2 separate regions of the Homo sapiens genome follow, and region 1 is linked to region 2. A link is an interaction called in ENCODE POLR2A ChIA-PET data of the cell type or tissue named here. Cell type or tissue: OCI-LY7. All regions are shown on one strand. Links, peaks and the distances in the headings refer to the core of each region. The heading gives the core; the rest is flanking DNA.

The links. Peaks named below come from ENCODE experiments on the same cell type or tissue, not always from the same donor. Only the 100,000 strongest peaks of a DNase experiment are listed, where the experiment ranks them.
Region 1: POLR2A ChIA-PET joins it to region 2 with 5 read pairs; 2 of 35 experiments call an interaction of 5 or more read pairs at or near these places.

What each region holds. Positions count from the first base shown.
Region 1 is chr20:36,341,657-36,347,025 of GRCh38, reverse strand. The region is part of intron 1 of DLGAP4 (DLG associated protein 4); the gene reads right to left. Among named protein-coding and RNA genes, the nearest start is that of DLGAP4, 38 kb to the right of the region's middle. RefSeq lists an enhancer at 4,737-5,369. In OCI-LY7, for the core only: no CTCF peak of the experiment used is centred there; a DNase peak (open chromatin) is centred at 2,305.
Region 2 is chr20:36,467,537-36,472,905 of GRCh38, reverse strand. All of the region lies in intron 7 of DLGAP4 (DLG associated protein 4), which reads right to left. Among named protein-coding and RNA genes, the nearest start is that of MYL9, 71 kb to the left of the region's middle. RefSeq lists enhancers at 1-365, 5,222-5,271. In OCI-LY7, for the core only: no CTCF peak of the experiment used is centred there; DNase peaks (open chromatin) are centred at 1,735, 1,975, 2,245 and 4,335; H3K4me3 peaks cover 3,824 bases; H3K27ac peaks cover 4,718 bases.

The sequences.
Region 1 (5,369 bases), core at 102-5,101, 130 kb after region 2:
AAATGCCCACACCACACACTGGAGTGACAGACCTGTCAATGTTCTCTCAAATGTCCCCAGTGTGCTGCCCAAGTTTCCACCACCGAAGTCTCTGTCTTGGGCCGAGGTACTGAAGGCCCCTGTTACAAGAAACCCCTCCCCAGCCCTGTGACAACTCATTTTTGGCCACTGTGACTTCAGCATGGATTCACTTCATAAGAAACAGATTGAAAGGTCAGGGTATGCATGAGTTTTAAGAGGAGAGAGGTGATGGGAAAGAACTGGAGTAGAGGGGAAGAGTAGAAATTGGGGTCATAGAATTAAAAAAAAATGGGTCCTAAAACACTCAAGTGACAGAAGGAAAACAGAGAGAGGAAATCAAGGGGCTTGTATAAGATGTAGCATTCCAAGTCTTTGACAATCCAGATAAATCCCACCTACTTCTCCCAATATATCATCTACCAGCTCATCCCACACCACACACCAGGCACAACCTGTTTTTCCTGCCTGCACCACTTTGTGGGCTCTGTTCCCCCATCCACAATGCCATCTGCCAATCTCAGCTGGGCAACATCCGTCCCACTCTTTCAGGCCTGGCTGAAACCCACCGCTTCCAGGAGAGTGTCCCGGATGGTTCCTCTCTGGGCCTAGCATCTTGCTTAGGCTTCCAGTGCCTGTCCCAGAGGGCAGAGCTCCTGCTAACAGTGAGTAGGGCTATGTCACCCACATGGTCAGCACAATGGCTATGGCACAGTTCTTCACTGAACCCCCTGAGGCAGCCACAATAGTGCCAGAGCCACGGACAAGCATGGGGTACCCACAGCCGTCAGTCCTTGGACTCTGCCCATAGAGCCCTGGATCCCAGTGGTCTTGGTGAGGCCAGGGATTCGCATCAAGTCCCTCCAAGGGATTACAATTTATGCTAAATTTCAAGGCCCTCTGACAAGGCAGGTGAGAGGTCATTGTCTGCTGGAATGAAAAAAAATGTGAGGGTGGGCATGGTGGCTCACACCTGTAGTCCCAGCACTTTGGGAGGCCAAGGCAAGAGGATTGCTTGAGGCCAGGAGTTTGAGAACAGCCAGGGCAACATAGCAAGACCCTGTCTCTACAAAAATAAAAAAGTTAGCCTGGTGTGGTGGTAAGTGCCTGTAGTCCCAGCTACTTGGGAGGCTGAGGTGGGAGGATCACTTGAGCCTGAGAGGTCAAGGCGGCAGGGAGCCATGGTTATGCCACTGCACTCCAGCCTGGGTGACAGAGCAATACTCTGTCTCAGAAAAAAAAAAGTAATAGGATCAGGAGGAGGCAGCCCCTGATGTCCTGAAGAAAAGCCCTTACAGTGGGGCAGGTGGGTGGATTCTGCTCATTCATTCAACAAATACGTCCTGGGCACCCACTAACAGGTGACTATAGTAACAGCTGACATTGGCTGTACATTCGCCATAGGCAAGGCTTGAGGCTTATACCATCTGAGTCAATCTTCAAAACAAGCCTGGGATGCAGATGCCATCATTCTCCCATTTCACAGATGAAGAGCCTGAGAGAGAAGAGAAGTGACCTGCCCAAAGTCTCACAGCCTTGGCAGAAGCTGGAATTTGAACTTAGGCCAGCTGGCCCCAGAGCCAACGCTCTATCTGCCACAGTGTGTACCAGACCCTGGGATATGACCACAAACAAATGGCCCTGACCTTGGTTTGTCCACCAGCAGGAGAAGAGATACCAAACACAAAAACAACACATGCTTCAAATTATGGCACCTGTGAGGAAGGAAAAAAAGCGATTCCTCCAGAAGCCAATTGCAGGGGGCACCTCTCTGAAGATGGTCCCTTTGCCTCAGTTCTCTCGTCTATATAATGGAACAGTGGGGCCAGCTGATACCTGGGAACCTTCCAGCTGGGACATGTCAAGAATCCAGCCTTCCTTTCTCTAGGCCTCAGTTTCCCCATCTTGTATAATGGGCTGGAGGGAAAACAGAGGCAGTAGTGACTTTAGGTCCCTTCAAATTTAGTCCTGAGCTTCCCAAGCCCAAGTTCCTGAAGTGGGGTCTTTGGGAGTGCATCCTCCACCTGTTTCCATGGTGATGGCAAGGCCCAGGAGGGGTGTGGAGGTGCTGAGACATGGAAGTAGGGCCCTGGCTCCTCCCCTCCCAAAGAGCCTCTGGGTCCAGTGGACTCGATGTGCCTAGGGAAGGAGGGGGGACCCTTAGCTTTGCTGGCTCATCCAGAGTCCTGCTGCCTCCACACGGCCAAGATGAGGTGGAGGGTCTCATCCCACTGAATAGGACCTCACACCCAGGGCCCTAGGCCCAGCCGAGGCCCAGGTCCACTGGGAGCTGTCCAAGGTTCTGAAATCCCAACCAGGCTCCCAAGACCAGGTTCCCCTGGAAAACACTTCTAAGAGCAGCTGGAGGTTGGGGATTAAGAAAGGAAGATGAGTACCTGGGGACAGGTAGGGAGCCATGGTCGGCTGGGCTCTACACACCCCAGCAATGTGATCTCAGGCCAGCTCCTCTTTTGTGCCTCAGTTCCCTCAAATGTAAACTGGGGAGAATAAGGGCACTGACCTCACGGGTCTGTAGTGAAGACCAAGTGCAGATGAGGCATGTGGTAGATGGAGGGGCCCAGTAAGCATCAGCCATCACTGTTACATTGTGGACTTGTTATTATTTCGGGAGGCTGACTTTGCTTGGGTGCTTGCTGTGTGCCTGGTCTTCCAAGAATTTTACCTGCTTCTACTCCCAGCAGTCGGGTAAAGTAAGTACGAAAATGGGGATAAGAATACAGATGAATATTCTGAGACTCAGAGAGGTGAAGTTAACTGCTCAAGGTCACACAGCTAGTGAAGAGTCGGGAGCAGAGATTCAGACCAGGTTAGGTTTGAAATCACTGAATCTATCCCACCACACTCCCACTGTTCAGATGGGGGAAGTGAGGACCAGAGAGGGACCTGATTTACCACGAGTCACCCAGAAAACCCACAGTTCCACCTCCCGGCACAGACTTTTTCCTGATGGTCTATGCTAGGCTCCCCTGGCAAGGTGAACAGCACTCCCCTGCACCCCCATGGCCGGAACAGCAGGCAGGCAGCTCCCTCAGTAGTGATCCCACTGCTCTGCTGGAGGGTTCTCTGTCAAAGGCAGAAACATGAAGTAGCTCAGAGACAATGTGTGTCAGCTGTAGCCACGGGCCAGCAGCCACTCGGGGCCCACCAGTGCCCTTGCCAGCAGGCATCTGAGTACCGGGGAGAGGGTGGCACCAGAGCAGTGCTGCTGGGGCCTCTCCAGCTCTGGCCTGGTTTCCCAGCAAGGAGAAGGCCCAGACATGCACCCAAGCTGCTCCTGTCCCAAATTTCCTGCTGAGTGAAGTGTGTGCATGCATGCGTGCAGACACAGATATAGTTCAAATTCACCCAACGGGGGGTTGGGGGGGGGTACCTGGTAGCCTCAAAAATCCATTTTTTTTCCTTGAGGAGGTGCAGCTTTCACCTCCGGTGGGAATAGGGGCAAATGAGGCATTAAAAAGCGGTGGAACTAAGAAACCCAGCTTCCCATCCCAGCTCTGCTCCTTCCAAGTTGGGTGACCTTGAGCACATCATAAAGTTGGTATGATGTGGCACTGACTCTGTGAAACACGGTTCCTGGGCCCTGGTGTGGGGCATCAAGGGATCACAGTTTTGAGACATTAAAATTGGTCACTACCCAGAGGAGATGAGTGGCTTAAACTAGAATCCCAGGGACAAATTCTAGCTCCCAGGCTTGGGTCTTTCTTGGCCACCCTGGGTCCAAGCCACAGCTGTTCGTTGCCACGATGTCTGCAGCCGTCTCCTCAGACTCCCTGCCTTCCACATGCTGCTCCAATTCACTTTCACAGAGGCCAGAGGGGTCTTTGTAAAATGTGAGCCGGTGAGCTGCCGGCACTTCAGAGGCTTTCCAGGGCACTTAGGAAAAGGCCCAAACTGGGGCTGAGGGCCAGAAGGCCCCTCAGGGCTGAGCAGTCCCCGCTCCTCTCTAGCATCCTCTCCCTCTCCCCTCCCCCTCACTCAGTCCCTCAGGTGCCCTGCCCTCCTTGTTCTTTCCTGAACGTGCCAGCCTCTGTCCCACCTCCAAGCTCAGGCCCTTGCTGCTCCCACCACCAGCTCACCTCCTACCAGCATGGCTCCTTCTCATGCCTCAGGGCCTAGCACAAATGTCGCCTCTGCTGAGAGGCCTTCCCTGGCTACCCTGAAGTCTATAAGGTACCTCCCAGTACTGGACACTAGTTCTGGCTTTTGATTTCTGCTGCCCACTAGAGGGCCTCTCTGCCAGCAAAGGCCCCTCCATGGGCCTCAGTTTCCCCACCAGGACTATGCGGCAGAGGAGCCAGTCTCTGAGCCTTTCCAGTTGGCAGAGGTTACCTCCATCCCAGCCCTGCCCTGCATTGACCCATTTTTCTGAGGCTTCTCTGAGCTCAGACAGTTGCTCCCTGCGGGCCCCAATCCCATAAATCACAGCTGATTCCACTGAGCGGGGTGGCTGCTGGCGCCCAGGCATTCATCAGCATTGGTAGTACCGAGGCTGTCATGGGGCCTTGGTGGGAGCTGGGCCTGGCCTTCAAGGCTGGGAACCTACTGGGCTGAGGCCTCCAGCCCCAAACAGACTCCCCTTTCCCTGATAGGCCCTTACCCAGACACACTCACTGGCCTACCCTGTCTATCCAGCCCCCAACTCCATTCAGCCAACAAGCACTCCCGTTATCCCTTCTGGAGGCCGTGCCTTGGCTTCCAGGTTCTTGCAGTGGGATGAAGAGATAGGAGCCATCTTGTGCCCCACTTTGCCAAAGAGGAGTCTGAGGCACAGAGAGAAGGAGTGACTTGCCCAAGACCACACAGCAAATGTATGGAGGCCCCTGGCTCTAAAGTTCTGACCTTTGGCCCCTCGCTGGGGAGACCCCAGCCCAGAAAGAGGGTGGTGGGGGGCTATGTGCACAGCCTCCTACCTGGACTTCAGGGCTCCACTCCGGCCACCAGGGGTTCCTGGGAAATGAACCCTCTTGTCCCCGACACCCCGATCCAACAGCCTGCTGCTGTTCCCACTCTTCAATCTGCTCAAAGAAATGAGGAGAAAGTCGAATGAAGTGTGCCTGGGGAGCTGAGCCTGCTCTGCCAGCCTGCAGGAAGGCGGGAGGCTGTGGTGGTGCCCACTGAGTGCTGGGGACGGCGCCCCAGCAGCATTAGGAAAATGCTGGAGAGCGGAAGCTGGGACGACAGGCCCGCCCTTCCCCCGATGTCTGGGTGACTCTGGGAGAAGCTTGTTCTCCCATCTGTTCACCCACCCAATATTTGCCAAGCACCTACTGTGTGCACTAGAGCAGAGGGACTGAGGGGGTGGCAGCCCAGTGGGCCACCCAAGTGCAGAT
Region 2 (5,369 bases), core at 48-5,047:
CCCAGTCCCTACCCCAGCCAGGCTCCCAGAGCAAGGGTGGGAGTGGGTAGGGAAAAGGCCTGCTCCCCTCCTCATGAGGCCACCTGGGCCTGGGTCCCTCAGAGTGTCCCCTCAGCCTGGGCTGGGTCTGAAGTGGCTGCTTCCTGCTTTGCCATTTTTCTTTCACTTTGGTTTTTAACCCCAAAGTGAAACTTTACGACTAGAACAATTTGGGAAAGATGTTGAGAGTTAAGGACTAGGAGAGTCAAATGCCTGGCTTCTAATCCAAGCAGAAGTGAGCTGAGACCTGTCAAGTTCACTGGGAGACTTGGGAGGAGATCTTCAACTTCTCCAGGCTGCAGTTTTCCTATTGATAAAATAGGAGGGAGGAACTAAGCTAGTGATTTTTTTTTTTTTTTTTTTTTTGAGACAGGGTTTTGCTTTGTCACCCAGGCTAGAGTGCAGTGGCACAAACAGCTCACTACAGCCTTGACCTCCTGGGCTCAAGTGATCCTTTCGCCTTAGCCCCACAAGCAGCTAAGAATACAGGTGTGCACCACCACATCCAGCTAATTTTTGTATTTTTTTATAGAGACGGCGTTTCGCTATGTTGCCCAGACTGGTCTTTAACTCCTGAGCTCAAGTGATCCACTCGTCTTGGCTTCCCAAAGTGCTGGGATAACAGGCATGAGCCACCACACCTGGCCCCCACTAGGCTAGTGATTTTAAATGTCATTTTAAATTAGAAAAAAATGATAGAACTTTCCCTTCCTCATCCCTGCTGCCACTGGAGCTAAAAAAGGAGCTGCAAAGATGATCTGCTGGGGGAGCCTTTTTGGGCCATCCTGCTGGCTTGGGGGAGGAGGCAAAAGTCTGCTGGCAGTGTAGACATGCTCCTGGTCTCCCTGACCACCTCTCTCGGATCTACCGACTGAGTTCCTTTAGCCTGCACAGGTTCTAGAGGTCTCAGCAACCTAGGGCAGAGCAAATTCCGGGAGCCCCTAAGTATGATCTTTTTTTTTCTCTCGTCTTGTATGTTCTTCCAACAAAAGCCTAAGTATGATCTTGACCGTATCTCAGCACAGCAAGAGGAGACACCTACCAATAGCTGCCCTAAAATTTCCAGCCTGAGGGCTGACCTGGCCATCTGCTAGGACTGACAACGGCCCACCCAGGGAACTGGTCTAGACTTCAGAATCTCTGCTGACCCTGGCATGCCCACTCTGTCTAGCTAAGACCACTTTAATACATTTCACGATGTCTTCCTACTGGCTGGTTTACCAAATAGCCAGGGACATGAGAAAGGCAGGAATGAGTCTCCCAACTATTCAGATGAGGAAAACTGAGGTTCAGTGAAGGGCAAGAGTATAGCAGCCAAGCCAGCACTGGGATTCAGGAGGTCAGTTTATTTATTTATTTATTTATTTATTTTTGAGATGGAGTCTTGCTCTGTCACCCAGGCTGGAGTGCAGAGGTGCAATCTCGGCTCACTGCAACCTCCGCCTCCCAGGTTCAAGTGATTCTTCTGCCTCAGCCTCCTGAGTAGCTGGGACTACAGACACCCACCACCACGCCCGGCTAATTTTTGTATTTTTAGTAGAGACGGGGTTTCACCATATTGGCCAGGTCGAGTAGAGGTCTCGAACTCCTGACTTTGTGATCTGCCTGCCTTGGACTCCCAAAATGCTGGGATTACAGGCATGAGCCATCGCGCCCGGCAAGGTCAGTAAATATTTGAATGAGCTCACTGGCTTCACCGTTGCTAAGCAGGTGCAGCACGAGAGGAGCTCATGGAGGAAACAAATTTGAATCTGGGGGTGAAGGCGGGGTGCCTTTTAAAATATATACATTTTCAGAATGAAAAAGAAGGCAATTAAAAAATACATGACAAAATTTTAAGCGCACAGACTCTTGGAAAGAGTAATTCTGTGTGCAGAAATGGCTCCGACAGCTACACATGCACTCGTGCATGGAGACACACAGGAAAGGGTGTTCACTGCAGCACTGTTTACAGCAGCAAGATTGAGAACAAGCTAAACATCCTTGAGTAGAGGACAAACAACTGGTGGTCTATCCGTCAATGGAAAGCCACATGCTCAGGAGCAAAGGTGGCCATGAACCTGTATGTGCCCACCAAGAATAACCTGCAACAGAGACTTACATGAAAAATTCAAGGTATAGAAAAGTAGGGAGAGACTATGCCACTGTCTAAGTAATAAAAAGGGATGTTACTGACAATAGCTGCACGTGATGCTGAGTATTTCTATAAGGAAACCTCAAGACTCGTCACAGTGATTAGGTGTCTGGGTAGGACAGGGACTAATTTTTCATTGGGCTTTTTTTTTTTTTTTAACCAAGTTTGAATTTTTTTAAACCAACATACATGTATTGCTTTTTCAGTAAAAATATAACTTTTACACACAAAAAAAACCTCCAGCAAAACGTATCCAGAGATGCCTCTTCCTAGATCTCAGGTATCAGACTCCCTGGGTTGGGAGGGGAGGCAGGACCCAGGCACACAGATTTTGAAATGTCTCCTCAAGGGCTGCTGGTCTAGCCTTGCAGAACAGGCAGTCAGCCTCTGAGAGTAGACTGAGGAAGCCTGGACACTGTGGGGCTCTGGGGTGTGGAGGAGAGTGCCAGGGAAGACTGTGGGAAAACTTGACTTTGAGGCATAGGAAGGATTTGAAGAAGGCTTTGAATGCTGACCATGTACAGCTGGGATGAGAGGGTTCCTACAGGAAGGACGGGAAATTAAGTGAAACTGATAAGGGAGGGGAAGGGGAAGGAAGGTCTCTCAGTATGGGATCCTGGCAAGTCCCTTTCCTCCGAGATTTAGTTCCTACTCATGGGAAAGGAAGGGGCTGGGCCAGAGTCCTTTTCAGACCTGCTATCCTAGGACCTTACTTTATTTCATCTCATTTAATATTAAAGGAGGTGGGGAGGGTCCCCAGCTCAGCACATGGCCATAGAGCTCCACACCTGTGCAGAGTGTAATCAAATATTTGGAGGCTGCAGAAAATTCACACAAGGATCTTAGGTAAAGCAGCCCTTGGGCAACGTTCCCCCAGGGAGAAGGAGCAGATGGCCTTCTGCTGAGATGCCCTTCCTCACCCTGTTAATAATTAAGCCATTCCTGAAGACCTCTTTTGTTACTTTTTTTTTTTTTTTTTTGAGACAGAGTCTTGCTCTGTTGCCCAGGCTGGAGTGCAATGGCGCGATCTCGGCTCACTGCAACCTCCACCTCCCGGGTTCAAGCAATTCTCCCGCCTCAGCCTCCTGAGTAGCTGGGATTACAGGCATGTTCCACCACGCTCGGCTAATTTTTGTATTTTTAGTAGAGATTGGGTTTTGCCATGTTGGCCAGGCTGGTCTCGAACTCCTGACCTCAGGTGATCCGCCCGCCTCAGCCTCTCAAAGTGCTGGGATTACATGCGTGAGCCACCATGCCCAGCCTCTTTTGTTACTTTTGAAGTTCGGTTTGCAGAGACTTATGCCTTGGCTTGCTTTATACCAAGATGCTCCAGGATAAGGGCTCACGGGCTGCAACAGTCTAGACCTAAGCCACAGGCCCAAACTACAGGGACCTGAAGTGGAGAGGGCCCAGGATGCAGGTTAGGAGCCTGGGGTGGATCCTGGCTAGATCTCGGTGTGCTGCTGCTGCAGACTCTGGGAGGTCAGAAACTAAGTCTTTAAGGCAGCTCTGTCTGTCAGTGTTTCCCCAGGGCCAGCTCACTGCCAGGCACAGAGCAGCACTTAATAAATATTTATTGAATAAGTAGCTCAGCCACAGTGAGCTTGGTCAAGCCTCTTTCTACCAGTGAACCTCAGTTTCCTCTTCTGAAAAACAAGGATGATAAGAATAGTAATACTTTCCAAAGTTGGATAAAGATCTACTGAGATAATGTGTATGAAAGTGCTCTGCAAATCAAAACAAACTAAACAAATATTAAAGATCCAGAACCAACGTGCTGAAACAAAACAAAAAGAATGAATATACGGGAGAATGAGCAAATTTACGAGAAAGCAACTGGCTCCAGATGGTCATCAAATGAATTACTACAATGGAAAGGGACAGCATAGGTCACTCTAGTCCACTGTTCCAAAGTCCAAATAGCATTTCTCAGGCCACCTCTGTTCCAAAGGAGCAAAAAATCTCTCAAAACCTTTGTCCAGATTTTGGTATGACGAACACGGTTACAGTTACAATTGTACCCTGCATACCACTGGGCTCAGAGTATCTGCCAAAGCAAACTGGCATACAGATGCTGGGTGTTTGCTGGAGGCAAGGGACCAGCAGGGTGAGGGGCACCTGGAGGCTGTGCCTGCCATGTGGTTGCTCTGCCTCATGACCAAGTTTGTGTTCAGAGGAGTGTGGGCTGCACACAGAGAGAATGATTGGCTGGGAGGCCTCGGCCAAGCCATCAATTTCCTGGCTGTACACTGGGACCAACCACTGCTGCCTCCCATGGTAGCCACTGTGTAAGCACTAGTCCCCTTCCCTTTCCCTCTGCCCACTGGGGATTCCTGGCTGCAGCCTGAGAAATGAGTCCTAGCCTCCGTCACTTGGCTCTCCTGTGCAAGGCACCTTGGAGACAAGTCCCTTCCCGCCTTTGTGGGTGACTGATTGCGTTGGCTGGGCCCCTCTCTGGTGGGGGCTGGCTGAGAATTCCAACAGACCCAGTGGTGGACATGCCTACTATCAGACTGGACATATACACAGCACAACTCCGGAACCTTCTCACAGTCCAGTGTGTAAAACTGCTTGTGTGAGGGTCCCTAGCTCCTCTGACTCTTCCACCTTTAAGGAATTCTAAACTGGCACCCTGACCTTCAGGATCCTTAGAAAGCAAGATTTGTGGGCTTTTAGGATAAATGTGCTTGCTCCTAATTAAAGGGAAAGAAGGCTCAGCCCCTTGGGACCCTAAAAGCAGGAGTTCCCTTTCCAAGAAGCAGAGCTGAGCTGTGGGAAGAGACACGGTTTGGAGACAGTTGGCCTTGGGCCTGAGCTACCTTTTCCTTATCTGCAAAACAGGGATGGGAAGTCCATCTGCCTCTGGCTTATTGTACAGATTTCATGAGCGCCCTTGTGGAGCCCCTGGCGCAGAGCCAGGCAAACAGCAGGTGTACAAGAAATGTGCTCAGACTGCTACTTCCTGCCCCAAACCAGCAACACCCAACATTTTCCCTTCTGGCCCATCAGAGCGCTGGCCAAGCTTTCCTAAGGGAGCACAGCATCCTCTGCTACCCCAATTGGCTCTTCCCACTCCCATGGGCCCCACCCAAACCTCACCCTCTTGTGTCATCTGGATGCCTGCAAAGCCTCCTCCCTGTTGTGATTTTTATTCATTCCAATTTACCCAGCCTGATTCATCCTCTGGAAAGTCTTC